Linked DNA regions of Homo sapiens: region 1 is linked to region 2. The links are chromatin loops, found by intact Hi-C in ENCODE. Cell type or tissue: mammary epithelial cell. All regions are shown on one strand.

What was found. A loop is a pair of places that touch in the nucleus more often than their neighbours do. Peaks named below come from ENCODE experiments on the same cell type or tissue, not always from the same donor. Only the 100,000 strongest peaks of a DNase experiment are listed, where the experiment ranks them.
Region 1: it touches region 2 in a loop (3-fold over the local background); 6 of 110 quality-filtered maps call a loop at or near these places.

The regions. Positions count from the first base shown.
Region 1 is chr21:36,769,669-36,777,668 of GRCh38, forward strand. The region is part of intron 6 of HLCS (holocarboxylase synthetase); the gene reads right to left. Among named protein-coding and RNA genes, the nearest start is that of SIM2, 75 kb to the left of the region's middle. In mammary epithelial cell, no CTCF peak of the experiment used is centred here; a DNase peak (open chromatin) is centred at 3,663.
Region 2 is chr21:36,914,543-36,922,542 of GRCh38, forward strand. The region is part of intron 5 of HLCS (holocarboxylase synthetase); the gene reads right to left. Among named protein-coding and RNA genes, the nearest start is that of HLCS-AS1, 48 kb to the right of the region's middle. RefSeq lists a silencer at 3,047-3,341. In mammary epithelial cell, a CTCF peak has its summit at 3,200 (motif pointing left); no DNase peak of the experiment used is centred here.

The sequences.
Region 1 (8,000 bases), 140 kb before region 2:
TGAGTCTGAAACATTTGGAGCCTCCTAAGGGTCACTCTGCAAATGAGACAGCCTCCTGACCACTTTGGTTACTAAGGACAGCCCAGTAGCCACGGAGGCTCTGCCAATGGAACTGTCCTGATTGTCACATGGTCCTTTAAGATTAAGCTTTAATGATTGGGAATAACCTAAGACAGGCCAGCATGAATTAATGAAAAATCCGAATGAACAAAAACGTAAATTCAGACCAAGTCCATCCACTTCGGGGATCTGAACCTAAGAAAATAGTCCACATTCACAACAGTGTTATAAAGGTAAAAATATGGAAACAACCTCACTGTTAATAAACAAATGGTTAAATAAATTCTGATAAATTAAGTCAATGGAATAATTTGTAATCAAATCATTATAGTTCTGAAGACTATATAGCAACGTGGAAGAAAGGCTTGCATTGGTATGTCAAATTAAAAAGCAGCATACAAAACTATAGATGCTTTTTTTTTTTTTTTTTTTTTTGAGATGCAGTCTCACTCTGTCGCCCAGGCTAGAGTGCAGTGGCATGAATCTCGGGTCACTGCAACCTCCATCTCCAAGGTTTAAGCAATTCTCCTGCCTCAGCCTCCCGAATAGCTGGGATTACAGGTGTGCACCACCATGCCCAACAAATTTTTGTATTTTTAGTAGAGACGAGGTTTCATCATGTTGGCCAGGCTGGTCTTGAACTCCTGGCCTCAAGCGATCCTCCTGCTTCAGCCTCCCAAAGTGCTGGGATTACAGGTGTAAGCCACCACGCCTGGCCAAAAACTACATATACTTTTATTCCAAGTATGTAAAATTCAAAAAGGGCAGGAAGGAGATTAGACAAAATGTTAATGATGGCTATATTAAGATTTTTTTTCTTTTATTTTAAAACTTTAATATGATGGGTAACCTTTCTTTTTTTTTTTCGTTTGAGATGGGGTCTTATTCTGTCATCTCAGCTAGAGTGCAGTGACTCACTATAGCCTGGACCTCCAGGGCTCAAGGGATCCTCCCACCTCAACTTCCTGAATAGCTGGGACCACTATGGGTTCATACCACCACACCTGGCTAATTTTTGTATTTTTTGGTAGAGACAGGGTTTGGTAGAGCCCAGGCTGGGTAACCTTTTGATTTAAAATTTATTTTGAATTTTTTTTGGAAAAAAGCATATTTTTACATTTAGATATAATATTGTAATTGACTATTCATAAATACAGAACTTCTAAGTATAAGACCAAAAGGTCCGTTTTAAAAAGAAATAAGACAATTGGCCGGGCGTGGTGGTTCCCGCCTGTAATCCCAGCACTTTGCGAGGCCGAGGCAGGCGGATCACGAGGTCAGGAGATCAAGACCATCCTGGCTAACACGGTGAAACCCCGTCTCTACTAAAAATACAAAAAAATTAGCTGGGCATGGTGGCGGGTGCCTGTAATCCCAGCTACTCGGGAGGCTGAGGCAGGAGAATGGCGTGAACCCGGGAGGCAGAGATTGCAGTGAGCCAAGGTTGCACCACTGCACTCCAGCCTGGGCGACAGAGCGAGACTCCGTCTCAAATAAATAAATAAATAAATAAATAAATATAAAATAAAATAAAAAGAAACAAGACAATCAACAATAGTTATTTGCAGTACCCATTTCATTATAACTAGTGAGCAGCTTATCTGATACTAACAAGTGAGCAGAAATTCTTGAAACCAGTCTGTTCAGACCCAGTGATAGCCTTAAACATGGTTTACTTCCTGACCCGGGGACTGTATTTCTACAGAATTGAAGCCTGAGGAGGACTCAGACAGGGACACAAAATAATTCAGGGGCTCAACTGTTCACCACAGCATTACTGATGCAGTGTGAAAAATCAGAAATAATCCAAACAGCCCACTGTTGAAGAATTAAAAAACCCACAGCAGTCCCACATGAAAGCCCATCATGTGGTCATCAGTAATGTGGGCAGATGACCACCGGACACTTTTAGGTGATTTAATCAGGATGCAAAATCCTACAGACAGCGTGAGTCCAATCATGTTTTGAAGTATGCTTTTAAAAATTATGGCCGGGCGCGGTGGCTCACGCCTATAATCCCAGCACTTTGGGAGGCCGAGACGGGCAGATCACTTGAGGTCAGGAGTTCGGGACCAGCTGGCCAACATGGTGAAACCCCATCTCTATTAAAAATACAAAAAATTAGCCGGGTGTGGTGGCGGGTGCCTGTAATCCCAGCTATGTGGGAGATTGAGGCAGGAGAATCACTTGAACCCAGGGGGCGGAGGCTGCAGTCAGCTGAGATCACACCACTGCACTCCAGCCTAGGCAACATAGAGACTCCAACTCAAAAAAAAAAAACAAAAATTATTAGGAAATATACCAAAATAATAGCTGCAGTTACCTTGGGGAGTGAACATATTTGAAAAATATAGAAAAATATTAAGTAGAACATAAGTCATCTAGGTAAGTCCCACTTCTCATTAAAAGTGTATATTCTTTTAGAATTTCTCTCTTTTTAGAAAACACAGATATATTTTACAAAGTATTTTTCTGATAATTAAAAATTTTTTATTTTGGAGCTCTTACAATGATGTAGATATATAATTATAGACATTATATTGTTAAAAAGTGAAAAAGAAGGTTAAAAACAGTATCGTAGAATGATTCTCTTTATATACGATATGTATTTATAGAAAAATACAGGGGCCAGGCTCAGTGGCTCATGCTTGTAATCCCAGCACTTTGGGAGGCTGAGGTGGGTGGATCACTTGAGCCCAGGAGTTCAAGAGCAGCTTAGGCCACATGGCAAAACCCCATGTCTATCAAAAAATACAAAAATTTAGCCAGGCATGGAGGTACATGCCTGTGGTTCCAGCTACTTGGGAGGCTGAGATGGGAGGATCACTTGAGGCAGGGAGTTCAAGGCTGCAGTGAGCAAAGATCATGCCACTGCACTCCAGCCTGGGCAACAGAGCAAGACACTGTCTCAAAAAAAAAAAAAAAAAAAAAGAAGGACACATATTAACAGTGGTTATCTCAAGAAGGTGGAAGAGGCCGGGCGTGTTGGTTCACGCCTGTAATCCCAACACTTTGGGAGGCCAAGGCGGGCAGATCACGAGGTCAAGAGATCGAGACCATCCTGGCCAACAGAGTGAAACCTGTCTCACTAAAAATACAGAAATTAGCTGGGCATGGTGGCGCGCACCTGTAGTCCCAGCTACTCGAGAGGCTGAGGCAGGAAAATGGCTTGAACCTGGGAGGCAGAGGTTGCAGTGAGCCAAGATTGTCCCACTGCACTCCAGCCAGGTGACAGAACAAGACTCCATCTCAAAAAAAAAAAAAAAAAGGTGGAAGTGTGGAAGTAGAATTATATGATGATTTAAATGTCTCCTTTATGTTGTTCTATATAATCTCTGGGTGGTAAGATTTCAAGTGATTTTTATTTCTCTCTTATACTTTACTGAATTTTCCAATATTTTTATAATTGTAGTGCATTCATTTTATAAATCCTATTAAAAAAAGATTTATTTAAGCCCAACCTATCAGTGGATTAAGCTTGCAGCTGCCAGTTCACTAGTTGGTGGAGCAATCTCCTTTCCAGCACAGATTGGCAAAGAAAGGGCGGCCAAGTGCAGGCAGCTTTCCCAGGCTGCCATACCTGTCCCGTGGCTCATTCCCTGCCGCACAGGCCAAGGCCACGGAGGGCTGGCAGTCTGCCACTGGGAGCAGCTGGCCTCTGGAAGCTGGGCTGTACCTCAGACTGGCCTCCCTTTCTAAAAGATGTTGTAAAGTCTTTCTCTGGAAAACACACCCCAAACCCTCCTAAGTCTGAGGCATCGTGCCCTGCAGCAGTCTGGCATGGGGTGGGTGTGAGGCGACCTCGAAGTCTCCCTCGGGCCTGGAGGGCTTCCTCAGCTCATGGTCCTGGCCTGACACCAGTCTGTGCTTCTCTTTGCTATCTTCTTTACCCCCCAGTTTTCTCAGCTCTGACCCTGTTCTTAGCTTACAGAGAGACACACACTCTCATGAGTGAAAAAGAAAGCCAATGGGAGGTGGCGAGGAAGAGGGAGAAGGGGGCCCCAGGCAGTCACACATTGAAGGTTCATAAGTTATTTTTCATTTTAAAAAAGCTGACTGGAAGATGAATTCCCACTGTTCATAACCCTGCTGCCCTCTGCTTAGTTCAAAGGAAGCAGTGCCGAACTTCATTTCAGAACTACTTTTAACACATATTACATTGTAAAAACCAACCATTACATCTGAGTAGCACTTTCTAAAAAGTTAAAACGCTAAAATATCAAGATATTTCATTTTTGTTAAAGTCACACTTTAACAATACGATTGATTTTTTTTAAGCTACTTTCTAGGCAGGAATGCACAAGATTGTTTTTTGAAAGGAAATGAACAGTGGTTTCTGCTAAAAAACGCCTCCACCGTAAAATGGAGTGAGGCCCATGAGACAGCTGTGCAACGCATGGGGACACAGTCAGGGGCAGAAGAGGCCCGACTTCTGACAGGTGACTTCTGAACTGGCGGCAGGGTCCACGGCACAAAGCTGAGGTGGCTGCCCCAGGACACTGCAGGGTCCTAGCCAGGGACCCTGGGGATATTATTCCTGGCAGCTACAGGAAGGTTCCCAAGGAACTTTAGAAACATCACAGCAGAGTGGAGACTCAGACAGGGAACGGGACAGATCTGGACTCGAATCCCAGTGTTGATATGAACATGGAGTAAGGGAATCCATCTCTCTCAGTCTCTCCAGTCACCTATAAAATGGAACATTTTGTGCAGTGTCAGTAAAAATGAAATATGATGGAATTTGCAAAGTGGTCCCTGTCATGTCGATCCTAGAACTTCTTGCTGCCAGAAGACAAGCAGCGCCTCCCCTTACCTCCTCCTCTTGGGGATAAGGAGGGAAGTCAGGGAGACAGAGGGAAGGAATGGAATGGTGGGGACAAATGTGTGTGTTTTACGACTCCTCAAAAATTCTATACGTGATGCCTCTCCTCTCTGTACCCATCCCTCATCACTTCTACCTACACACACTAAGGTGATCTCTATCTGGGCTAAAAACCTTGTAAGTGACACTAGCAATGGGGGATGCAGAATCTTCACTTCCAGTTCTAGGGTCTCTGAACCTACTCAGCAAAGCTACACATAGTTGGTTGAACTGGCTCTTCGGCTGACTTTGTTTAGGTGACTGCTTAGAAACACTGTTGGTCAGAGGTGTGCCCAGGCAGATAATAGAACAGTTTTATTGATATATTCTTCCATTCTATTCTGGATTTGACACTACGGCCTGCCCTTTCCTCAATGCACTCTGTTGGTATGCTTTAAATCATATCCCCTTTCCGCTCTTGGTGTAGAACAGGATGAATGTTTCAGTAGGAGGCAACACGGGAATCGGGACTGTTCAAAGAGCAGAGCCATCACAATCCTCCCACTGGAGCTCCCCAGAAGCAGAGAGATGCCTGTGGGTCAGGCCCTCTGTTAGAGACACCCGCTTCATTTCCGTAGCTCCTGGCATACCTGCCCTTCTTACGTTTTTGGCTAATCTTCCCCACGTCCAGCATAAGAGCGTCCACATTGCTGCTAAATAAATCATTTCATGGCTCCCAAGGAGCCCAGTGGATTCAGCTTTCAGAATGAGGCTCCTTTTTGGTAAGTCAAGCATTTACTAATGTTGGTCTGTATTATCCAATCAAAGTGAATACAAGCCACTGTTTCTTACCCTGACACTTCACCATAAATACTAGATGCCTGCGCATCCACTGCCTTCTATCTTAAACTGGTGCTATTACAGAATTTACAGATGAGCAAAGAAGCTTGCATAGAGAGAAATATTCATGGTGCCCACAGCCACCTCTGTGGCTGTACCTCAGCGGTAGCCCTGATGGCAGATCCCTGCCTCTGACGGCGAGCCTTCACTGCGCCACTGCACACCAGTACTCAGACTATCTGTCCCCACTCCTCCGCCAGGAGTCTCCGGATCCTCCACAAGATCTTCTCACCCCCCTTTTCAGGCTGTTCAGATCTCATAAATATGTCCATTTTTCTACAACTGGGTGTGGAGCGGCTCTTGGTGGAGAGTGTCCACAGCCTTGACCATAAGTCACCTGCCCCTAAAGAGGGTCTGCTACTGGGAAGTGCTGCCGCTATTTCAGAGGATGGACACCGACTCACGTGGACGACACAGCAAGCAGATGTCTGCGAACAGTGTTTCTGCAGGCACCAGGTAGATGTTTCAACTGGTCACCTGGAATTCACACCAATTTTTTGTGCTATGAGTGGCATTTTAGGTTCGTGATCTCATCCAAGCCTTCCAAAGCTGAGAAGAAGTCCTTCCTCACAGACAAGAGGACACAGTCTCAGAAAGGCAAAACCACTGCTATAAAGCCACATAGCAAGCAAACCAGAAATTCAAATCATGTTCTGGTTGGTTGTAAGGTCTATAATACTTTTTTCTTTTTAACCTTTTACTTCGAAATAATATCAGACTTAAAGAAAAGTTACAGGAAGAGTACAAAGCATTCCTACATGCCCTTCACACAGCACCCAGATTTCCTAAAGGTTCACTTTTTACCATATATGTTTTGTCCATCTGTCTATCCATCATTATTTTCTGAACCAGTTGAGAGTGAGCTGCAGCCCTAATGTCTCTGTATTCCTATATGCGTCTGTGTAGCTTCCTAAAACCCAGGGTTTATCTTACCTGATTATAGTACAATCACGGAAATCAACAGCCTTGTTACAACACTATTTTATGCTTTTTTTTTTCTTTTGAGATGGAGTTTCACTCTGTCACCCAGGTTAGAGTGCAGTGGCACAATCTAAGCTCACTGCAACCTCCGCCTCCCAGGTTTAAGCGATTCTCCTGCCTCAGCCTCCTGAGTAGCTGGGATTACAGGCGTGCACCACCATGCCCGGCTAATTTTTGTATTTTTAGTAGAGATGGGGTTTCACCACGTTGGTTGGGCTGGTCTCGAACTCCTGACCTTGTGATCCACCCATCTCAGCCCCCCAAAGTGCTGGGATTACAGGCGTGAGCCACCGCACCCGGCTGATATGGCACTATTATCTAATCCAGAGGTCAGCAGAATTCTCTATAAAAGGTCAGAGAGTAAATACTGTAGGCTCTGCAGCCGTATGGTTTCTGTGCTCAATTGCTCAAACCTGCCGTCCGAGGGCAAAGGCAGCCATGCCTGTGTCTCAACATTTACGGACATAAAAATTTGAATTTTACATAATGTTTGTGTATCACAATATATTCCTTTTAACTAATAGGCTTTTTTATTTTTTTTAGAGCAACTTTAGGTTTACAGAAAAATTGTGCAGAAAGAGTTCCCATATGTCCCCTTCCCCAACAGTTTCCTTATCATTCACATCTTGCTGTGGTGTGGTCATTTGTTACGATTTCTGAAGCAGTCTTGGTATAGGACTATTAACCACAGCTCACTGCTTCTGTTAGGGTTCGTGCTTTGTGCTGTACATTCTGTGGGTTTTGATAAATGCATCGCATCTTGTGGCCACCATGTCAGCATTACACAGAACAGTTTCCCTGCCCTAAAAATTCCCCTGTGCTTCACTTATTCATCCCTCATCCCTTCCCCTCCCCGAACCCTTTGGCAACCACCGGTATTTTTACTCTCTCTATAGTTTTGCCTTTCCCAAAGTGTCATATAAATTTTATTCTTTAAAATTTTTTCTGACCCTTTAAAATGTAAAAAAACATGCTTAGCTCTCATGCGGCACGAAAACTGGCAGCAGGCCAGACTCGGCCCAAGGGCCAAACTTTGCCAACCCCAGATCTCATCTATAGAGTGTATTCAAATTGTGTCCATTGTCCTAGTAATAATGCTCTTTTTTTCTGGTCTAAGATCAAATCCAGGATCATCTGATGCATTGAGCTGTCACGGCTTCTTCGTCTCCTTTAATCTGGTTCAGTTTCTTAGTCTTTTTGTTTTTCATGATCCAGACATTTTTGGAAGAGCAGGGGCAGTTATTTTGTCCTATGTCCC
Region 2 (8,000 bases):
TACCTGCCAACTAGCGAAGACCACAAAAGGCTTGAGTAGAACAGTAAAAGCAGGGAGTGAATAAGTCATTTCTAATAAGGCTGGTTTTATAGGCATCACACCTCCACCAAGCCAAACAGGCTCACTGTAGAAGCGGAATCTATTCTGCAAGTGCAGAGACCAAAGAGAAAGCCAGGGTTGGCTCTAACGGCGAGGGCGGCTCTATGGGGCAGCTCAGCCACTGCCTCCACAATGAGAGACGCGAACTTCCACTCACTGGTCTCGTGGGTGCGGGACCGACACCCACAGGAGTCTCTGGGGCCTTCATTAAGCCTGCCCAAGGAAAACGCCCGCCATTTGTCTCAGCCCAACACAAACAGGCTTCTGACAGAGCAGGCAGCGTGGGGGTGGAGGGCATGGAAAACGCTGGGGCTGAGCCCTGGGGGCCCATAGGCAGCCCTGCCTGGTGCACCCAGAGGTGCCCATCCTAGCCGACATGCACACCAACGTGACCATTCACACGTTCCCTTCCTTCTGATGCTGACATGTCCCCCCGCCCCACCATCCTCAGCTATTTGCCTGTTACCTGCCAGCCCCACCTGGGCTTCTTGTGGGGGCAGGGGACTCTGGCATGGGATCCTGCCCTCAGCTCTGCCACCATCAGCTGTGAGGCCGCAAGAGGCACTCCCTGGGCTGACCGCAGCTTCTTCATTTTTCTAACGAGAAAACGAGAACATCTCTCTCTGGTAAAACGGAGCTTCAAGATTCAATGTTTAGCCTCCACTGTTTAATTCTCAGTTGAAATTTTAACATCATGTTATGTTAAAATATATGTTACCTGGAAAGAGAGAAGCGGCCCCATATCAAGAGGCCAAGAGCTTTCTGCTCCAGGACCTTATCTTAGCAAAGGTTCACTGGTCCAACTGGCTGTCACCATGACACTTGGGAACATTCAGAGAATCCCAGGGAATAACACCTGGCCAGGCCTGGCAGGAGAGAGGGGAGCGGCGTCCAACACTGCCCTACGTGTGCAAGGAGAGGGCGGGTCTAACCCCACACACTCAAGGCCACGGTCTAAGAAGCTCCGGCTCAGAAGGTGCATTCGTTCATAGGAGAAAAGCAGAGTTTCTACTGAAAAGTGTTTTTAATAACACACAAAACAATTCCAACTTTTCCCTGAAACTCCATCTGGCCAGTTTCCTCCGGCATGCCCACAGCTGATTCTTCTAGAAACTGTTTAACATGATTGTTAAGAATAACCTAACAACCTGTTAGGTTATTTATCCTGCTTTCCCAGAATACAGAGCTGGACTGTGCGGGCAGCCGCTCGGGCAGAGAGGGCTGTGCACTGCCGGCCTGTCCCTGGGGTCTCTGGGGGCTCTCGGTGCACAGGAGCCAAGGAAGCAGCTCCCAATCCATTAGGGGGAAAAACCAAAACACTTTGCAAGTGTCCAAATAAAATGTGCTTACTAAATGTCTACTATAAGCAAAATACTGGGAAAGGGATACAAAGATTAACAACATATGGTCCTTGCTTTCAAATCAGCTTGCATGACAGTTTAATGGGGAAAACAGATATTTATACAAATAATACAACAATAGCACTTATACAAACCACCTAAAAAAAATCTTATGGAAGTGACTAGATCTAAGGTTCCAAGTCACGATACTTGGGTTAGGAAATTGCAAGAAAAAATTCAAATCCTATACCCGTGACATGATCATCAGTGGAATTTTCCTAGATCAGAGGGGTAGAATCCCTTTGTTGAGTATAAAAGATCAACTATCTGTCCTCATAGCATCCGGCTGTAAGATTTTTTTATGTTCTGTAATTTAAGACTTTTCTTTTAAGAGATAGGGTCTTGCTTGCTCAACATGTTCCTCAGGCTGGAGTGCAGTGGCGCGATCACAAACTCAACTCCCGGGCTCAAGAGAACCTCTCATCTCAGCCTCCCAAGTAGCTGGGATTATAGGTGCACACCATCATGCCTAGCTAATTTTTTTTTTTTTTTTTTTTTTTTTTTATCTTTTGTAGAGGTGGAGTCTCGCTGTGTTGCCCAACCTGGTCTTCAACACCTGGACTCAAGCGATCCTCCCACCTCAGCCTCCCGAAGTGCTGAGATTACGGGCATGAGCCGCTGCACCTGACCAATTTAAAACTTAAAATCTTACTACTCTAAGAACTTTATACACATGTGCTTTATAAATGCTGGTTCATATGAAGATGGAATATCCCCCTCAACCCTGTAGGGTGATACACAGCCATACGGAACCATCACAAACTAGTAGGCTACTGCTTTTACTTCAAATAAAACAAATACTCCCCGGGCCAAGTAGAAACTAGAGCCGTTCTCCTGGAAGCAAAGATGTCAAAGCCTCTCACTCTTAGAAACAACCCACAATAGGGTCTGGGCTTTGTGGTTTACTTAAAGGAAGTAACATTTGCATCTTCAAAACAAAAACAAAAGGCCCTCTTTATCAGGAAAATGTGGCAAAAGGTTCACCAGTGGTAAATCTGGGTGAAGGCTCCACAGGGCTTATAGGGTTGGTGTATGACTCTTTTACCTTTTCTTCAGTTCCAATTTTTTTTAACAAAAAATTGGGGGAGAAATAAAGGATTTTCCCCAGAAGCTTGAAAGGCCCTGCCAGCTCCTACATGATCTGTAGATTTTTGTTCTGCTGTTAATCGTGGAATCATCAAAGAAACAGCCTTCATAAAGAATCAAAAAGCAAAACAGCAATGAAGAACACCTTTTAGCTTTTGATCTGAACAAGCCTTCATGCTGCCTTTGCCGGGGAAGGGCTGCTGAACCATTCTGAGGCAAGAACACCTCCCTGAAAAACCACAGATTTCCATCCTCATGGAGCCATCCCTCCACAGACCCAGATCTTGTACAGCCCAAATGCAGGGCGCACTTTCCCCGAGTACAAACCCCAGTGCGTTTCATGAAGCTGTTCAGTATATGCAGAATCAGTGCATTAATAACAGCTTATTGGCACCGAATGAAAAACACACAAGTCTTAATCTTAGGTCTTGAATTTTGTCCAGTTCCTACGTCATACCTGGCTGTAAGGGCTACAGCCGTAAGCATGCTTGGTGACTGGAGGCTGTGTAGTGAGACCTGAGTTTTGAAACCAGGATTGGTAGCTTAACAAAATTTACTGGTTGTAGAAAAAGTAAACTTGCCTCCGGGGAGGTGAGCTCAGCCTCACCATTCTGACAGCAGCCTCTGGTGGCCAGTTTAGTAAAAAGTGTTGGCTCTCATGCTGAAAGCTCGGACCTTCCCTTCTTAATGAAGGTCGCTGCAAGCAGACAGGCCATTCTAGGTAACAGCTGGAGGTGACTGGGGAAGCTGCAGAAATCCAAACGAAGGTGTGACTTTGGACCACGTAAATCACCAAGTCATTGGATGATCTGTCTCTTGCATTAAAAAAAAAAAAAAATGAAGTACTCTCTTTCAAAAGTAGAAAAATAAATAAAGAGAACTGTTTTAAAAGGGCTCAAGTCACAAGGCAGATAATACATACTCAGTTTGAAAGTAATCTCATTCCTTACTTGCATAGAAAGCCTTTAAATATTCAAGGAGCACAGATTCCTGAACAAAATAAAGCCCAGCCTGTCTGCTTTCTTACATAGCACCCCATGGTACACTAACTCCTATGTACTGAGTGCCGGAAATTCTTCCTGCAAAGTAAGGAATTGCTCCATATGGCAGAAACTTCTAGAAAATGCTGCAACCATTCATTCAGAGAACAAAATTAAATATTCAGGATTGTAGGTGAGGCCTGATTTCTAGTGCCACAGATTCACACCATTTCACTGGATATAAATAGAGGAATGATCAGAGGCTGACAGTTGGCTTCAAAGGCAGAGAGGGTAAGAAGGAGACGCCATCAGCTTCAAGCCAACTTCTTCGTAAGGTGCACTCTGTCCTCAGCTGTCAGAGAACAATCTGGAAACAATCTGCTGAGCAGCTGCTCTCATCAACAAACTGTTTATTGTAAGAAAGTGGCTGGGTCAAAGGCTAAACATCAACCCGAGCTGAAAGCATACAGAACAAAAATCAATACCGTCCCTGCTAAAGAGACCCAGGACTTAGCATGCAGAAAAGAGAGGGTGAGGAACTCATGTTTAGTTCTGAAAGAGTAAGAGTTGGAACAAAACCCCCATATTTCAACATTCAGGGTTCTTCTGCATATTATTCCAATTGGCGACTTGCTGCTATTTGCAGAATGGCCTTGTAATGGGGGCTAAAATGTGGCATTCAACAAGGACACAGAAATCAACTTTGCCCTAAAAGTTACAGGGGTTAACATCAGTTGTTTCTCTCTCACATTTGTTTTGCAACAGGACCAACGTGCTCATCATACACATGTGCTTATTATACACAATGCACAGATACTACAGTCCATCTTTAAATATGTCTAATTGGAAACTGGAAGGCTGACTGGACATGAGATTATATGAAGAGATTGTTTCATTTTAGGTATGACGGTGGAATTGTGATTATGTTTTTAAACAGAGCTCGCATCTTTCAGAGACACATACTAAAATATTTGCAGATGAGAAAACTGAAACAGTATCTGGGAATTCCTTCCAAATAATACTGGCAGAGAAGTGGGTAGAAAGAAGTGAAATAAGATTGGCCATAAATGGATAACTGTGAAAGAGAGTGATGAGTACAGAAGAATTCACTCATTATTTATATTTACTTTTGCATATTTGAAATTTTCTATGAAATGTTTGCTTTTACTTGTGTGTAAAGTTCAACAGTTACTTTGAAAGAAAAAAAGTTTTCTTAAATATAAGAGAAGTATTAACCTACCGAGGCAAATTAATTAAGTCATATGCCATGGTATTGCTAGGTATCCAATTTAACGTTTTTGAGCAATGTCCGAGATATGGTTGTTATGTCCTGAGTTGAACGATGGAGAAGTAGAAAGAGATGCTCAAAGTGTTCCCACTGCATACGTGCTCCAGCAAGCCAGAATGTGACACAGAAACAGATAAGACGGTTTCCCATGGTTTAATTGCAGTATGGGGCAAGAGGACATACGTGAGATGCTAGGAAAACCCAACTGTCATAAATAATGGGGACCAAATTGTTAAAAGACAAGTTAGCACACAAATTTTGAAAACACAATTTCTTTGTAAATCTGAGGCTGCTATATAGTGTATTGATAATTCTTAAATTAACAGTAAAATTAGAGAATTAGCCTGAAATAAATAAAAATAAAGCAGATAGCAAAACATTATTTCATTGTGCTGAAATTAACTGTGAAGATGTATCTATGATTTTAACTTGTTCCAATATAAAGATGAAAATGGTAATAATCACAAATTCTTAGAAAAGAATGCATTCAAAGGAACTGCTTAAAAAGTTAAAAAAAATTTTTTTTAGTCTACTTGCTTTGCCAAGACCAGCATAAATACTGCAGAGAGTCCTGCAAAGGATGAGAAAGGTCATCTTGTCTACCCTCCCTCCCAACAGAACAGAGAAGGGTTTGGTCATGAGAATTTGGTGACGCACCAGGCACGGTAGCTCATACCTGTGAGGCCAAGTACTTTGGGAAGCTGAGGCGGAAGAATTGTCTGAGCCCAGAAATTTGAGACCAGTTTGGGCAAAAAGTAAGACTCCATCTCTACAAAACACAAAAGTAAAATAGCCAGGTATGGCGATATGTGCCTGTAGTCCCCGCTGCTTGGGAGGCTGAGGTGGGAGATTACCTGAGCTCAGGAGTTCAAGGCTGCAGTGAGCCATGATCATGCCACTGCACTCCAACCTGAGTGACAGAACGAGACCCTGTCTCAAGAAAAAAGAAAAAAAAAAAAAGACACCCACCCTAGTGGGAAGGTGGGGCAGAGATGGGAATGGTTAATGGATGCAAAAAATAAAAATAAATAAAAAGAACGAATAAGACCTAGTATTTGATAGCACAACAGGGTGACTACAGTTAATAATAATTTAACTGTACATGCTCAAATAACTAAAATAATATAATTTGTTTGTAATATAAAGGATAAATGCTTGAGAAGATAGGTACCCCATTTTATATGATGTGATTATTATGCACAGCACGCCTGTATCAAAGCATCTCATGCATCCCATAAATGTATACACCTACTATGTACCTATTAAATTAAAATTAAAAAAAATTTTTAAAGCCGTCTACCAAGAAAAACTCATTTGGCCAATCTGAGACACTACACCTAACCCCAACATCACAGAAGGAAAAAATACACAGAGCAAAACCTTCAAAATTATAGACCTTTGACCTTTAAAGCATTTTATTAACTAAAAAGCTACAGAAAAACTTAAATCCTGAAATGCATCAAGGTTGCCTATGAAAAGTAATCTAGACAATCCTAGGCAGAGTCTGGCTATCCCCCCACCCCCAAATTAACCATCATTTTTTAATTTATGAAACTACTGTTTGATGTTTCTTTTAAAAGGTGTATTTTCTTATTTACGGAAATTAAAAACAGGAAGAGGGATCAGTGGTGCCATCATTCAATCACTCTTCAGTGAACTACTCTACGTAGGATTCATTTTTGTTCAGAGAAGAGAGCAACTTACCAAATGTTTACCTAGGGCATACAAAAGCAAACTCAGTAAGTTTTCTGAGAAGAATATTCACTTTCAGCCGGGCACAGTGGCTCACGCCTGTAATCCCAGCACTTTGGGGAGCCGAGGCAGGCGGATCACAAGGTCAGGAGTCCAAGACCAGCCTGACCAACATGGTGAAACCCCGTCTCTACTAAAAATACAAAAACTAGCTGGGCGTGGTGGTGTGTGCCTATAATTCCAGCTACTCAGGAGGCTGAGGCAGGAGAATCGCTTGAACCCGGGAGGTGGAGGTTGCAGTGAGCCGAGATCGTGCCACTGCACTCCAGCCTGGGTAAGAGTGAGACTCTGTCTCAAAGAAAAAGAAAAAAGAATATTCACTTTCAACTTTAATTTTAATTTTCTAAACTTTTCCTTAATGCATGTAGGAGGCAGGTTGAATTAAACTAAAAGTTTTTATAGACCAGTGGCTCAGGAAAGCCTCATGGTGGGTGAAACTGACAATGGTCCTATGATACGCATGTTCAGGACCCAGCGATCTAGCTGACTGCTGATGGGCAACGCTGTTCTCCTTTCGCTCACACCTAGAATCTGAATCTCAGCCTCGGAGGCGCAGCAGCACAGTGCCAAAGCAGCCCTCCTCTTCACCCAGAGCCCCTGTCCCCTGCACTCAGACACACATGCCAGAGACCCACCAGAGACACAAACACCTACACAACAAAATTGTGCTGTGAACCTCGTGTCAAGGGAAAGTGCATTTCCCTTTTACCAGAAATCTCCAGACCCGCTACTCTAAGTCTTCTCTCACTCTCTGGGAGAAATGACCACTCCACAAAGGCACGTTCTATCTCAGCAATCTTAAGTTTTTCTGTAGTTCTGGTTAAAACAGACATATGCACTTAAATAAATAAATATATAAATGTATATGCATATATATTATCATAATATGTATTCATATGGTTGAAATTTTAAAAACTCAAATACCCTTAAAAGTATCGATTAAAAGACTCTGTTTTTTTAAATTAAAGCCACGTTCCTCAATTCACGAAATAAAATTTGAGTTATAGAATTTTTTTGTAAAGGACAGTAGCTCCAATGATCAATGAGAATTGAAATCATAGTCTTTAACTCCAATATCTCCTTTTTAGAAAAAAATATTTATTTTAATTGACAAGTAAAAAGTATGTACATTTCTGGTATACCACATGATGCTTTGATATATGTGTATGTTACGGAACAGAAACTCCAATATTCCTTCCACTGATTCTATTATTAAACCAAAGCCTAAAAACATTTTAAGAAAGAAAAGACCCACGACACCAGCAGAGGGATAATGTAGAATTGTACTGGAAACATGGTAGTACCTGGATAGCTGTGTGGCCAAACTCGGCATGCTGTACCTGGGGAGACGCAGCCATACACAGGCAGCTACAACAAAACAAACAAATTAGGAAG